Regions from separate parts of the Mus musculus genome. Here regions 1, 2, 3 and 4 are each linked to region 5. A link is a contact called in ENCODE Hi-C or POLR2A ChIA-PET data. All regions are on one chromosome and are shown on one strand. The core of a region is the stretch at or near the end of the contact, and the rest is flanking DNA. Distances in the headings are between cores, read along the strand shown.

Region 1 (2,700 bases), core at 102-2,601, 210 kb before region 5:
CACTCAGGGAGGCTGAGGCAGGAGATCATCCTGGACTGTATGTGTTGTATGGAGAGTTTCAGGCTAGCCTGGGAAACATGAGGTCCTCTCCCAAACAAACAGACAAATAAATATAAAGAAAAGGAATCCTTGGGATGTGGTTAGTGGGTGGCGGATGACTCTCACCCCAGCACTCTGAAGGTAAAGACTGCATGATCAGGAGTTCAAGGTTATCTTTTGTTTGTTTGTTTGTTTGTTTGAGTCTCTGGATGGTTCTAGCCAGGGTTTCTCTGTGTAGCCCTGGCTGTCCTGGAACTCGCTTTGCAGACTAGGCTGGCCTCGAACTCAAAGATCCTTCCAAGGTTATCTTTTAATAAGTTTGAGGGATGGAGAGAGGGCTCAGTGGTTAAGAGCACTGACTGCTCTTCCAGAGATCCTGAGTTCAATTCCCAGCAACCACTTGGTGGCTCACAGTCATCTGTAATGGGATCTGATGCCCTCTTCTGGTGTGTCTGAAGACAGCTACAGTGTACTCATATACATAAAATAACTGACTCTTTAAAAAAAATGATGAGTTTGAAGCAAGCCTGGTGATAAAAGCTCCTGCCAGGTTGGGGGTGGGTACACTGGAGAGAGAGCTTAGTGGTTTAGTGTACTCGCTACACTCCCAAAGAACTGGAGATCTCTACTCACATGTCGGGAGCACACACACATACACACAAAGAGAAAATAAAAACTATAAAAAGACGGGTGCCCTCTATGTCCACCCAGCTCCCCATATCCGTTCCTGAAAGTTCTCAACGGATCCTGTATCAGATCATTCTAGTACAGGCTCTTCAGTAGCTTCTCTTCCACTGTGTGACTTGCAAACTTGCGGTCTTTGCCCTACCCCAACCCTACGCGTCCGCCAATAATAGATCACTTAACCCTTCCAATGTCTCCTGTTCCCAGGGCCGGGCTTTTACCTCCATAACTCTGATACCCTCTTTCCTCACGAAGTCACCCTTTAGTCCAGGACAAATTCTTGTATCCTTCATTCCCTCTGGCCCAAGATCACTCCGCCTGTCCATCACTCCAAGCTCAGCTGCACCTGTCCCATCCTCATCCCGCCTCCGCCCCTTCCCTTCCTGCCCGGGAGCCGCACCTGGCCTGAGCCTCGTCCAGGCTCTGGTCGGTGATGGCCATGATCTGCTGCAGGACGTCGCTCGTGTCATGGCCTAGTGGAGCTGTGGTCGGCAGGCGGCGCGGGGCGGGCTGTGGCGGCACGGGACGCAGAGGGGCGGCCATGGGCTACAGTCCCGAGCGAGCGCAGAGGGACAGGTCCCGCCGGGCTCTCGCGCTTGCGCAGCAGCCAACCGCCGCAGACCCAGGGACCACGCCTCCTTCAAGTCCACTAGCCAATAAAACGCCCTTTTCATCTATCTTCGCCGTGCATCACCCTCTCCTTCGCGATGCGCCCCAAACAGCTTCTCAACGGCTGCTGAGGGTTGAGGGTTGTCTAGGAAACAGGAATTCTCTTCTGATCCTCCCACCCCTCAGGACACGCCCCCTGTGGGCGCCGTCACCAATCAGCACCATGCACTGTTCCCCCTCCTCAGCGACTAGCTAGAAACTTCCTTTCTCAACTGCCAGTAAGAAAGGAACCCCATGGTTGGGGTTGCCATGGTAACGACTACCGCCTGCATTTGCTTAAGTCTGGTGCACTTTATGGCTACCTTCCCCATCATAGGCCCTCGTCCCTTGCTTACTCCAGTGCCTCTGCCTTCTCTTTAGTCCTGGATCTGTTTAGGTTATCACTTCTTCACAGGGCCCGGGTTCTTTACAGTCATTCACATCTGAGTTTACTTCCTCAGAGGCTTGCATCCTCACTGTTTGCTCCCCATCTTCATATTTTTCAAAAATTTCAAAAATTTGTGGGTGGGCAAGGCGACACATGCCTTTAATCCCAACACCAGGGAGATGGATCTCTGTGAGCTCTAGGCTAGCCTAGGCTACATAGTTTCCAGACAGCCAGGGCTATACAGAGAGACCTTGTTTCAAAAATAACTTGAGACAGAGTCTCTTATTGCCCATGCTGTCCTCAAGTTTGTTATGTAATGAAGGTTGCCCGAGTTTGCTATGATTGGAGCATGATCTCGAACTTTCTTCTACCTCTAACTCCTAAGTGCTGGGATGAGTGCTGTGTGCCACAGGGCCCTGTTTGTGTGGTGAAGAGGATGGAATTCAGGGCAGCAAGCATACCAGACAAAACCCTACCAACCTAACTATATCTGTACCCTAAATTTTCAGCGTCTTGAGTCAGTGCCTCATATAGTTCAAACTGATATCAAATTCACTGGTAACTGAGAGTGCCTTCCCCTCTCCTCACTGCCCTGGCTACTTCCTCAGAACTGTGGGTCTTCCTCCTCATAGCTCCCCACAGCTCCTCAGAATTCCCACTCCCCAGTCCTGCCTCTTCCTCAAGGCCTCTCACACCTGAGTCCCAGGCTCCGCAAAATTTCTGGTCCTTTTCACAGTCCCTCCCACCCCCCGCCCTGGGGTTCTCCCAGCAGCCCTCAGGGTCCTCCACTCTATGACTCCTCAGAATTCTTCTGGGCTGGTGAGATGGCTCAGTGGGTAAGAGCACCCGACTGCTCTTCTGAAGGTCCAGAGTTCAAATCCCAGCAACCACATGGTGGCTCACAACCATCTGTAACATGATCTGACTCCCTCTTCTGGTGT
Region 2 (2,700 bases), core at 173-2,672, 230 kb after region 5:
TCCAGTGATGGCCGACTAGGCCATCTTTTGATACATATGCAGCTAGAGTCAAGAGCTCCGGGGTACTGTCTATCTTTATTAAACACTTTTTCTGCCGTTATCTTTTAGACTCTTTTAGTCCTTGAAACCTTTTGAGTTTCCTAATACCTGGTGCTGCCTGGTTAATAAAGGCTAGAGCTACGGCTGTTTTTGCTTATCTTTGGCCAAATTAGTGGCTGTCTTACAGCTGCTTTGAGACCTGCTAATCAGAGCCTGGAGAAAAGACTTAGAGACTCTTCTGACCTTTAGCAGTGTTGAAGTCTTAATCTGGGCCGGTTCCTCTGTAGGACCAGGAACCAGTTTCCTGGCCTCTGTGGTGAAGAGAACCTACAAGAGCTCTTTGCAATCATCTCAAGTGGGCTGGTGGCTGAAAAGGACTGTCTCTAAGAGACTAATTAAATCTCGAGGACTGTTTGAAAAGGGGGGAGTTCCAGTAAAAAAGGTCATAGTAGCAAAGAGCCAGTAGTGATGAGGTTGGTTTCTTTGATCACGGATCAGCCCAGCTGCATGCAAGGGCAGGACAACAGATTCAGGTTCCAAAGTCCAATCTTATCTATATTTTAATCTTTGGGCAGAGGGTGTGGGGGTGTTCAGAGCAGGGAAGAATTTAGTCTGAAGCTCTCCTGGGTTGCCTCCCATCTGTTGTCTTGTAGGTGTAGGTGGCTGCACTGAGTGCCCTATGGAACACGGAAAGGAGTGGTTGTTGCTTCTCAATGAGCTGAGTGTGGCACGATGGTGTCAATGGAGACCTTCTCTGTACAACTCAGAGACTACATCTGTTTAGACAGGAAGCAGGAAGGGTAGCCATTTACTGAGCAAAATGAGTGACCAGGAGACTGTTCCAAGCTTCGGTGTGGGAGACATCTGCCCACTAGGGGCCCCTCCTGCCCAGTCCACACTTGGAGCCCTGCTCTCTGGGAGCTCATCTTCCCACTCAGGGAAATCTCAGGGATACCGGAGGCCCCAGGCTTAGACCTTTCAAAGGGCCAGCCAGGAATGCCTGTGTGCTCCGCGCGCCGCCAGGCCTACCACCGGGCCGGGTCAGGTTCCTTGTACCCTGCTGCCGTCGGGGAGGGCTCAGAGGGCGGCGCTGAGAAGGGAGTTAGGGTCCCCCGTGGGGCGCAGAGCCCCCTCAGTGTGGGTGGTGGGCGTGCGGGAGCCACAGCACGGTTTTGCCGAGCACGGAGTGACTGGGCCCCGCACCTCTGCAGCGCGCAGTGGAGCCGCACCCGCTCGCTGTCCGACCTCTAGTCCCAGTTCCCCGGGCTGTCTGTGGGCCCCTGCCTGGAGGGCCGTGGTGGCTGAAGGTTCCGCTTGGATGGGTCCCCACTCCCGCCCGGTGCACTCAGCTGGCCACGCCCACAGCCGCGGGATACCCGTAAAGCACCGGGCCAGGGGGGTGGGGGTGGGGGTTAAATCAAGAGGGTGGGTCTTCTAATCTCAACGTGGTCGGTCCGTCCAAGTCAAATTTACCCCATAACAAGAAACAGAAAGCAGAGTGGACCGCAGTTCCTTAAAGTGACACACACACAGAGCACCTAGCCAGCAGTGAAAATAGCTCGCAGCAGGGTTCCACGACTAGTAGGAGGTTTCACGTCCATCGGTTCCTTCCTTCCTAGAAAATAACACCCTGAGCATTCCCTATTCCAGGAGCTTGAGCTATGACATATAGCTGCTGCAGTGGGATTCTGCCTTGGCTTTCATTTCTTGCCACCAAATACAGATTTTTAGGCCTCTTCAGAACAGAATTACAGAATTATTCAGGACAGAATTATTGCGGTATCACGAAGGCACATAGACAGAGATTACATAAACACATGGATAGACACACTCAGACTCAGACAACATTACCGGTATTAAGACCCAGCAGGTTGGCTCCTGGTGACCTTAGAGTTCCCATCCAACTCAACAAAATGTGCCAGAAAGCGTTCGTGAATTCCAAAAGACCACGAAGGAGCCGATTCTGATGGGATCGCATTAGGGTCTTTATTTACAAGCTGGAGCTTGGGCCACACAATGGGAGGACGGACGTAGCTTGGGTTCTGCTGCAGGTCAAGTTCTCAGGCTTCCCCTCCCCCCCCCCCTTCTTTAAGATAGAGGCTGGTCTCAAGATTGAGTAGGTTTGGCCTCTCAGTGTCTGTTTTAGTTCAGTTTATTATGAACATTACTCAATAGACCAGAGTGTCCTTAAATTCAGGAATATCAGATTGCCTTTGCCTCCCAACTCCTGGGTTGGATTAATAACATGTTAAAATGCTTGGCTAACAGGTGACTTTCCCTAGATGTTTTCTATATTTGTGCTTTTTGTCCTTCCTATGTGTGAGAATTATGGCATTGGTATACCTATCTTTTAGATCAGGCATCATGATTAACTAATAACAAACTGACTACAAATAATCTACTTTCACAGTGTCCATTACTTGTGAGGAATCTGCCTGACTCCATTTTGAAGGCAGTAGTATTTGTATTTTAAAAATAACTTTCCCTTTATTGTAAGAGCTAAGTTGCTGATTTTAAGTCTGTTTCCTGGAGCCTTGACTGGTTTTTTAAACCATCCTGACCTACAATGAAAACAATCCATTTTTCTGTATTTCTTTACTGCCCCATTTTTCTCACTTTTGTAGAACTGTTTTGCAACTATTTGTGATTTTACTCCTTAAA
Region 3 (2,798 bases), core at 299-2,798, 170 kb before region 5:
ACCCTGGGTGCCAAGCTCAGAAATTTGGGCCCCTCTTCAGGGATAAATATTAATGAAGGAAACAGGATGCCTTCTCTTGGTACTAAGAATTCAATGCGCACACATAGCCATTGAGGGTGTATATGAGGGTACTCAGGATTTCCTTCAGTCACTGACACTGCCTCCCTTTTCTAAAGACCTACCCAGAACAGATATTGGTGTGCCAGGCTTCAAATCTGGTGATCTGTAGTGTGCTCACTGGGTATTACCCTCAACCTAGAGTACCTTAAAGTCAGTGCTTCCTGTAGTGACACTATGTTTAGAGTTCTGAATTTAGAATCACTGCACCATTCTGACAAGCCCTCATCTTAACCATACCTTACCGATAACTTGAGACTCTACGCTATTTTAAGTCACTTACAAGTAGTTCCTGGCCATCTTCAGCACCAGAATGAATTACACTCTCTTTTGGGTCTAGCAAGGGACAGACAGAAGCTGAACACTGGGCCATAGGACTTGGCTTCATACATTTGGGGGTATTACCCCACAGGTCTAATCTAACACTTAAAAAAAAAAAAAAGAAAGAAAGACCAACACAAGAGTAGAAGCCAGAAATAGTGACACAGGCTTTTAACCCGAGAACTCTGGAGGCAGAGCTAGGCGGTTCTCAGTGAGTCCTAGACGACCCAAGGCTGCATAGTGAGATCCTATCTTACAGGAAAAAAAAAAAAAGAGTAAGAAAAGAAAACCAAAACCAAGGTAGGAGATGACGGAGAAGCAAGGCGGAACCGTTCCAAGAACAATACACCATATGGGAGCTAAGAGAACAATTCACACTAACAGTAGCATATGGATCCTGCTCTAAGTGTGTTCCAGGTGTTTCTTGTGAATCAAAATAACCAGCCACAACTGCATGGCGAGTCACAGCGGGGTCAGAAGTAGGCCTGAGCCATAGGACAGGGGGCGCCGCTGGAGAATCGAGCTGTTAAGATTGGAGACTCGCAAGCCCGCGGCAGCCCGGTACCCCCGCTAGGCCCCATTGTGCCTGGGTCCCGGTCCGGGTCGGGGTCGGGCGCGCGCGCGCACTTACCGGGGTGCAGGTGAGCGCGCAGTGCGCGTGCACAGACCAATGCCCCGACAGGACAGTGAGTGCGTGCGCGAGGCAGATGGTGGCGAGCGCCAGCAGCGCGGCCTCGGGTATCTGGGTCCAGCTGCTGCCCCATCCCCAGCAACCGCTGGCGGCGGCGCCCAGCCAGGCTGGGTACAGCAGCCCGGCAAACGGCAGCACGGTGAGGCGCCGCAGAAGCGCCAGCCGCCGGTACGGCCACACGGCGGCCACCAGTTCGTCGCCGTTCGCTATGAGTGCTGGCCCGGCAGCTAGGCCCGGCCGCAATCGCGACCCAGGCTGAGGAGACCCGTTGTCCCGGGCCCCGCCAGGCCGGGCTCCGCAAGGAACCGCGTTGCCCACCACCGCCATCTTTCCCAGCGCTGCGCTGGCTTCCGGCAGAGGCACCGCCCCACTTCCGGTCTATTACTTCCGGTAAGGTCTGAGCGCCACCTTGGAATAGGAAGCGCCTAGGTAAACCGTTAGGTGGGTTAACACAAGTGTCTGTTCAGGGCGCCGCCATGACAAAGAAGGTACCAAAGGTCCAAATCAGCTTGCTAAGGTCGGCCGTGGCGAACTAAGAACGCAAAAGATGTAGACGGGCAGGGCGGGATTGACATCAGCAAGAGACCCTGAAACGGAAGAGCCCGTCCCTTCTCAGCAACTTTTCCGGCATCTATCTAGGAAAGAGCCTCCGTTTGGGGAGGAGAAAAGCTTACCCTAAGATACAAACTTTAGGACTTGGGACCTTTTGAGGGCGGGTTTGGGAGGAGGCGGAGCTTTCGCAAGGTAGGGTTGAGGGTGCCTTTTCCATGCAAGCCATACGGTAATAAGTACACAAGGTCACATTAACATAAATGGAAAATTAGGTACTTATGAAATATACTATGATGCTTTATGCAACTATTCTGTACAAGTACTGTTATTTAAACACAGCCATAAGAAGGTTTTGAAGATTTAAAAATATATAAGTATGTATCTGTCTCTGTGTGTGTGTGTGTGTGTGTGTGCGCGCGCGCGCTGTGCAGTTCCTACGGGGCCCTAAGAATTCGTCTGAGGTGGGAGCGGGTAAAAAAAAAAAAAAAAGAATGTGTCTGAATCCTGGATTTGGAGTTACAGTTAGTTGTGAGTGTGAGTTCTGGGAATTAAATACAGATCCTCTGGAAGAGCAGCCAGTGCTGATAGTGGCCGCTGCCTTTGACTCGCGAGTGCTGGCCACCCTACCCAGATCCAATATAGATCATTTTTATTCTTTTTCAATGTTATTTTGCTTGGTAGTGCAGGGCATCTCATGTATAAGCAAAGCTGAAGTAGGAAGATGACAACTTCAAGGTCATCTGAGAACTTAAGGAGACTTTTTCCAGACTTAAAAAAAAAAATAAAAGTGTTGGCTAGTTCAGTGTTAGAGTGCTTGCCCAGCATTCTTGAAATCCTGGGTTTCATTCTTTGTAAAAACAAACAAATAGAAAAACTCACACAGCCCCCTGACTGCAGCCTGCTGTTGCATAGTGATTTTCTCTCAGTTGAAATGACTGGAGGAAAGTTTGATAAGAGGACTAAGGAAGTTCTAAAGGCAGGCCTTGTCTCCTCGCTTCTCTTCACTCTATCCCACCCCAGGGGATTAGTCTCCAGTCCTTGGGCTTGGCAGCAAATGCTCTTGCCCTCTGAGCCTGCTCTCTACAGAGAGGTCCGTTAAGACTCAGGAAATAATTCA
Region 4 (2,700 bases), core at 144-2,643, 150 kb before region 5:
GGTACAGAGAGTGCTCCCATCCCCTCACCTCCTTCCCTCTTTTCAGTCGGTCCTTGATTGTGGTCTAGGTAATGATACTGCCCACTTTTAGGAAGAGCCTTCCTATCTCAACTACCCTATTTAGAAACACCCTTACATACATGCTGGAGGGTTGCTCCTATCACTTTGACAATCAAGACTAATCATTACACGACTGAACACCACTCACTGATCTGTTCATTGACTCCATTAGCTTTGCTGGGTTTTTCCTTCTTATTGTTTCTACTGCCAGTACTCCCCCACTTCTTCTTTAGTAAAAATGGGTGAACGCCTTTTTCCCAGCACCCGTGAAGCATAGGCAGGTAGACCTCTGTGTTTGAGATTAGCCTGGTCTACAGAGTGAGTTCTAGGATAGCCAGGGCTATACAGAGAAACCCTGTCTTGGAAAAAAACAAAAAAACAAAAAACAAAAACAAAAACACCAGGATAGCTAGGGCTACACAGAGAAACTCTAACTCAAAAAACCAAAAATTAAATAATAAAATGTTCTGATGATTTAGTGGCTATGTACGTGTGTGTGTGTCTGTGTATATTTATGTGTGTGTGAAGAACACACTTGTGGAGGCCAGAGGACAACTTTCCTGAGTTGGTCTTCTTCTACTATGTTCATGCTTAACCTACTAAGTCATTTCCTTGACCCACGTCTTCAATTTTCTTTTTCTTTTTCTTTTTGCTTTTGTTTAAATTAGAATGTCTGTAGAGGCCTGGAGAGGAGAAACGGGGGTGAGATGGAAGGATAGAGAGGTTTTTGGTTTTTGTTTGTTTGTTTGTTTTGGTTTTTTCAAGACAGGGTTTCTGGTGTAGCCTTGGCTGTCCTCACTCTGTAGACCACTCTGGCCTCGAACTCAGGAATCTGCCTGCCTCTGCCTCCCAAGTGCTGGAATTAAAGGTGTGTGCCACCACTGCCTGCACTGCCCGGCTGGATAGAGATCTTAACTGGAAGAACACACATGCTATGAAAATAGAGGAAATGAATACTTGTGTTAATGTGCAACCTGGGACAGATGTATAAACCATAGATGTTCCTTACTCAAATTCCTGATGCCTGGAGAACATCATGTCCAGTTATAATTTGACCTTCTAATTAAAACTGACCTGAGCACCTTTCTAATTGTGAGGCAGCAGGATTGCTGCAATGAGCACTCGGTGTGCACAGTGACGACTTGGTGATGGAGTACTGCTTTACCAGGGAGAAGCTAGTTCTGCTTAGAAGCAAGGAGGGCGGGGCTATGGCTGTCATTTGAATCCCACACTTCGGCTTTGGAAGCTAGTGTCACTCAGGCTTTGGTAGCCAATCAGGTTCTAGAACCGTGCCGTCTAATCAGGACTACTGGAGAGCGGCAAGAGGCGGGTTCTTCACGGCCGCCATATTGTGGCTCGGCTCTGCGGCACAGGGAGGTGCGGTGTGTTGTGCTGTGAGCGCTGCTGCCGGGACCAGTGAGGAGAGCGCGGGCGAGTTCGGAAGCCGCGCCATGGTGAGCAAGGGCCGCTGTCCCTGCCCGCTGTGGTGGATCCTCCCCGAGGCTGGGGCGGGGCGGCAGCGGCATTCAGTGCTGTGTGGCGCTGGGCCCTGTGTCCTCTTCGCCGTGGTCCGCGCCTGCGCAGAGCGCGGAGCCTCCCTGCGGAGGCTCCGCCTCGCGCAGGAAAGAGTCGGTGCTCTGTCTGGGGCAGGCGTTTTATACAGTCCTGCTTTGGGTATCTCATCAGAAGGTTGTAAAACAATAGGTCATCTAGTTTCTGCTACTTTCTAGAAGTTCTGAATTTTCATGTAACATTTAGGTCAAAGCAATCAACTTGAGTTAATACTGTGAATTTTAAACTTTAAAAAAATTATTATTTTTTGTGCATTGGTATTTTGCCAAAATGTATGTATGTCTTTGTGAGGATGTCAGATCCTCTGGAACTGTTGTTGAGCTGCCATGTTGGTACTAGGAATTGAACTCAGGTCCTCTGGAAGAGCAGCCGGTTTTCCCAACCATTAAACCATCTCTCCAGCCCCAACATTGTGAAACTCTATTTAATTTCTTGTCTATAGACATCGGTTCTGCTAATAACCTTTTGCTATTCTGCCCTTTGTTGAGTTTCCTTTGCTACTTTGTCAAAAAAAGGTACACACACACACACACCCCATATATATATGTGTGTGTATATAACATGTGTATATATAATATCTATAACTATATATATACACTTTAAGTCTGTGTGCTGTTTCTTTGGAATTGTGTGGACCATTTTCGTTTTTTTCCACTCTCCACATAAACTTGAGAATCAGTTTCTTAATTTTTCATAAGTTGTTAGGATTTATATTGTGATTATTTAAATCTTAGTGCAGATTGAGGAAACATGACGTTCAGTTCTGAAGCTTCCTATCGCCATATTTATGGGGTATCACTATTTTGTGTTTGCTTTTTGTTTGGTTGGGGTTTTGTTGTTGTCTTTTTTGCTTATTTTGTTTTTTGTTAGGTCTGCTTTGGCCTAAAACTCACTCTGTAGAGGCTGGCCTTGAAATCATAGCCATACACCTGCTTCTCTCTGCCTTCCATGTGCCAAGATTCAAGGCATTGTCTCCCACTGCCCTGCATGGTTTTGTTTTGTTTTGTTTTTTGTTGTTAAAAATTATAGTTCTTGCTGGGTTGGTTGGTCAGTCTACTTTTAACCCAG
Region 5 (2,700 bases), core at 171-2,670:
GTATTACCTGAGGACCCAGCTCTACCACTCCTGGGCATATAACTAGAAGATACTCCAACATGTAAGAAGGACACATGCTCCACTATGTTCATAGCAGTCTTTTTTATAAGAGGTAGGAGTTGGAAACAACCCTGATCCCTGATTTGAAGATTTGATCCTTCAAATCTGGAATGGATTCAGGAAATGTGGTACATTTACACAATGGAGTAGTACTCAGCTATTAAAAACGAATTCATGAAATTCTTAGGCAAATGGATAGAACTAGAAAATATCATCCTTAGTGAGGTAACCCAGGTGCAAAAGAAAACACATTTTATACACTCACTGATAAGTGAATACTAGCTCCAAAGCTCCAAATAACCAGGATACAAGTCACAGACTGCATGAAGCTCAGTAAGAAGGAAGAACAAAGTATGGTTGCTTCGGTCCTTCTTAGAAGGAGAACAAAATATTCACAGGAGCAAATATGGAGATAAAGTGTAGAGCAGAGACTACAGGAAAGGGCACTCAGAGTCTGTCCCACCTGGGGATTCATCCCAAATACAGTTACCAAACCCAGACACTACTGTGGATGCCAAGAAGTGCATGCTGAAAGGAGCCTGATATGGCTATCTCCTGAGAGGCCCTGCCAGATTCTTACAAATACAGAGATGGATGTTGGCAGCCAATCATTGGACTGAGCATGGGATTCCCCAATAGAGGAGTTAGAGAAAGGACTGAAGTAGAGGATGGCCTTGTCATGCATCAATGGAAGGAGAGGTCCTTGGTCCTATGAAGGCTCGATAGATGCCCCAGTATAGGGGAATTGATGGCTGGGAGGTGGGAGTGGGTGTGTGGTTGGGTGGAGTAACACCCTCATAGAAACAGGGTGAGGAAGAATGTAATAAGGTGTTTCTTGGAGGGAGGGAAACCGGGAAAGGGGATAACATATGAAATGTAAATAAATATCCAATAAAAAAGAAAAGAAAAAAAATGGCTTTAGGCACATTGACTGAGGCGGACTACGAGTTTGAGGCTCTTGTACACAATAAAGGAAGAGTCTCAACAAAAATATTCTGAAGAAGCTATGGTACAGTGCCCCCTGAACTGTCATCACCAAACACTAGTTTGGTTCTTTCAGCGGACTTGTCCCTAGGTAAGTCAGAGTCACAAAACTGGCCTGACATCGTTAACTATTTTCACTGGTCAGGGTCCTGGAATCATTCAGTAGGGCACACCTAGAGGTACACAAGAGCCATGAACCTATGTTGACACCTGCTGGCCACCGCAACACTAAACAATGGGCTCTAGACTCACAGCCTAAGGAACTGCAAGAGGAGCTACTCCTGTCACTCAGATCACCTAGAGCAGTTCTAACCAATCAGGAGCTACAGACAGGTTGTCCAATCAGAAGCTTCTAGGAGGCGGGGGGGCGGGTTCTTTTCGGCCGCCATGTTAGCTAAAGGTTCTTCACCGAAACTGAGGAAAGCCGTTGTGGGAGCCAGTGCTTGGAGCTGTGTGGGGGAGCGCGGGTGAGCTCGGAGCCTGGCAATGGTGAGCGAGGGCCGCTGTCCCCTGATGGGAGGAGCGGCCGGCTGGGCTGCGGGAGCCGGGGTGGTGGGTCCTCCCTGGGGTTGGGGCAGTGAACGCGGGGACGTCGGGGCTGCGACCTGGGCCTCCGCCTGCGGTCCGTAGGTACTTCCGCCCTGATCCTCTTGGCGTCAGCGCTGAGCGGGAGGTCCCGCCCTGCGGGGGGCGGGGGATGGGCGGAAGCCAGTACGCGGATGACGTCACGATCCGGGCTGGCGGGGACGTCCTGCTTTTGGTGGTGCGCTGAAGGCTGCTTGCTAGACTAAGGCTGTCTAGGTTCTTTGTGCTGTCTTCGAGAAGTTCTGAACTTTGCTTTCCACATGTAAGTGTGGCAACCTCTTTAGGTTAATTTTACGACATTTGTAAAGTCCAGTGAGTTTCTTTGCAAAGATGTTTAAAACCAGCTCTGGGAAAGATGACTTGTCTCCTTGAATTTATTTTGTTCTTCGGTCAGACATCCTTTGATTATATTTTTGTTTTTATTTCTGCTTATGCATTTGTGGGCTTGTTAATTTTTCTTCCCTCAAATAGTGCATTGTTTTGCGTACCGAGGTTCGCCGAGAACTGTTAGTCAGGAAGCATTGTAGTCGATTCTTCTGTATTGTGTTCACCATTCTGGTCCTTTTCTTCATTTCCACACAACCTTTATTTCTTGTTTATTTTAGCATTTTTATTGGAAGTATGTTGAACTACTAGTTTAAACTGAGAACATGAGCATACTATGCTAGAAATAAGATAGACACATTTGTATCTCCCCAAAGTATCAAATATTTTTGAATAACAATAAACTTAAAAGGTTTTGATGGCAGCAATTTGCCAAGTGATTTCACTTACATTTGTAATTAGGACAAGGTTAATGTGGGTTTTATTCTAGTCTTTTTTTTTTAAGATTTATTTATTTTATGTATGTGAGTACACTTTCGCTCTCTTCAGACGCAATGGAAGAGAGCATCTGATCCCATTACAGATGGTTGTGAGCCACCATGTGGTTGCTGGGAATTGAACATAGGACCTCTGGAGGAGCAGTCAATGCTCTTAACCACTGAGCCATCTCTCCAGCCCTTCTTTTAGTTTTAATTGTTAATATTAATTCTCATGTCAAAGCACACAGTATATCTCTGCATATATTTA

Evidence for each region. A loop is a pair of places that touch in the nucleus more often than their neighbours do. ChIA-PET counts read pairs that join two places held with the same protein, here RNA polymerase II (POLR2A).
Region 1: a map of T-helper 2 cell shows a loop between it and region 5 (2.7-fold over the local background). The contact joins the promoter of Pbx4 here to the promoter of Zfp868 in region 5. A Hi-C loop is called at or near these places in 1 of 37 maps with a recorded cell type or tissue (T-helper 2 cell). POLR2A ChIA-PET finds 5 or more read pairs at or near these places in 5 of 5 experiments (Patski and embryonic stem cell).
Region 2: a loop to region 5 is called in a map of heart, with 2.2 times the contacts of the local background. The contact joins the enhancer-like site here to the promoter of Zfp868 in region 5. A Hi-C loop is called at or near these places in 1 of 37 maps with a recorded cell type or tissue (heart). POLR2A ChIA-PET finds 5 or more read pairs at or near these places in 2 of 5 experiments (both embryonic stem cell).
Region 3: a map of heart shows a loop between it and region 5 (3-fold over the local background). The contact joins the promoter of Atp13a1 here to the promoter of Zfp868 in region 5. A Hi-C loop is called at or near these places in 4 of 37 maps with a recorded cell type or tissue (Patski and heart). POLR2A ChIA-PET finds 5 or more read pairs at or near these places in 4 of 5 experiments (Patski and embryonic stem cell).
Region 4: POLR2A ChIA-PET joins it to region 5 with 20 read pairs in embryonic stem cell. The contact joins the promoter of Zfp866 here to the promoter of Zfp868 in region 5. POLR2A ChIA-PET finds 5 or more read pairs at or near these places in 4 of 5 experiments (Patski and embryonic stem cell).

What each region holds. Positions count from the first base shown.
Region 1 is chr8:69,831,275-69,833,974 of GRCm38, reverse strand. It overlaps Pbx4 (pre B cell leukemia homeobox 4), which reads right to left and starts at 1,351. Exons shown (of 8, transcript NM_001024954.2): 1 at 1,124-1,351. The coding sequence starts at 1,266.
Region 2 is chr8:69,398,118-69,400,817 of GRCm38, reverse strand. No RefSeq gene overlaps it. Among named protein-coding and RNA genes, the nearest start is that of Gm10033, 3.9 kb to the right of the region's middle. Within about 2 kb of position 1,422, at least 1 of the 3 ENCODE cell types and tissues checked has a DNase peak (open chromatin) inside an H3K27ac peak, as active enhancers do; it is heart, where a contact is called at or near this core.
Region 3 is chr8:69,789,913-69,792,710 of GRCm38, reverse strand. It overlaps Atp13a1 (ATPase type 13A1), which reads right to left and starts at 1,548. Exons shown (of 26, transcript NM_133224.2): 1 at 1,070-1,548. The coding sequence starts at 1,456.
Region 4 is chr8:69,773,604-69,776,303 of GRCm38, reverse strand. Zfp866 (zinc finger protein 866) reads left to right here and starts at 1,393. Exons shown (of 4, transcript NM_177899.3): 1 at 1,393-1,514. The coding sequence starts at 1,512.
Region 5 is chr8:69,624,268-69,626,967 of GRCm38, reverse strand. It overlaps Zfp868 (zinc finger protein 868), which reads left to right and starts at 1,420. Exons shown (of 5, transcript NM_172754.2): 1 at 1,420-1,533.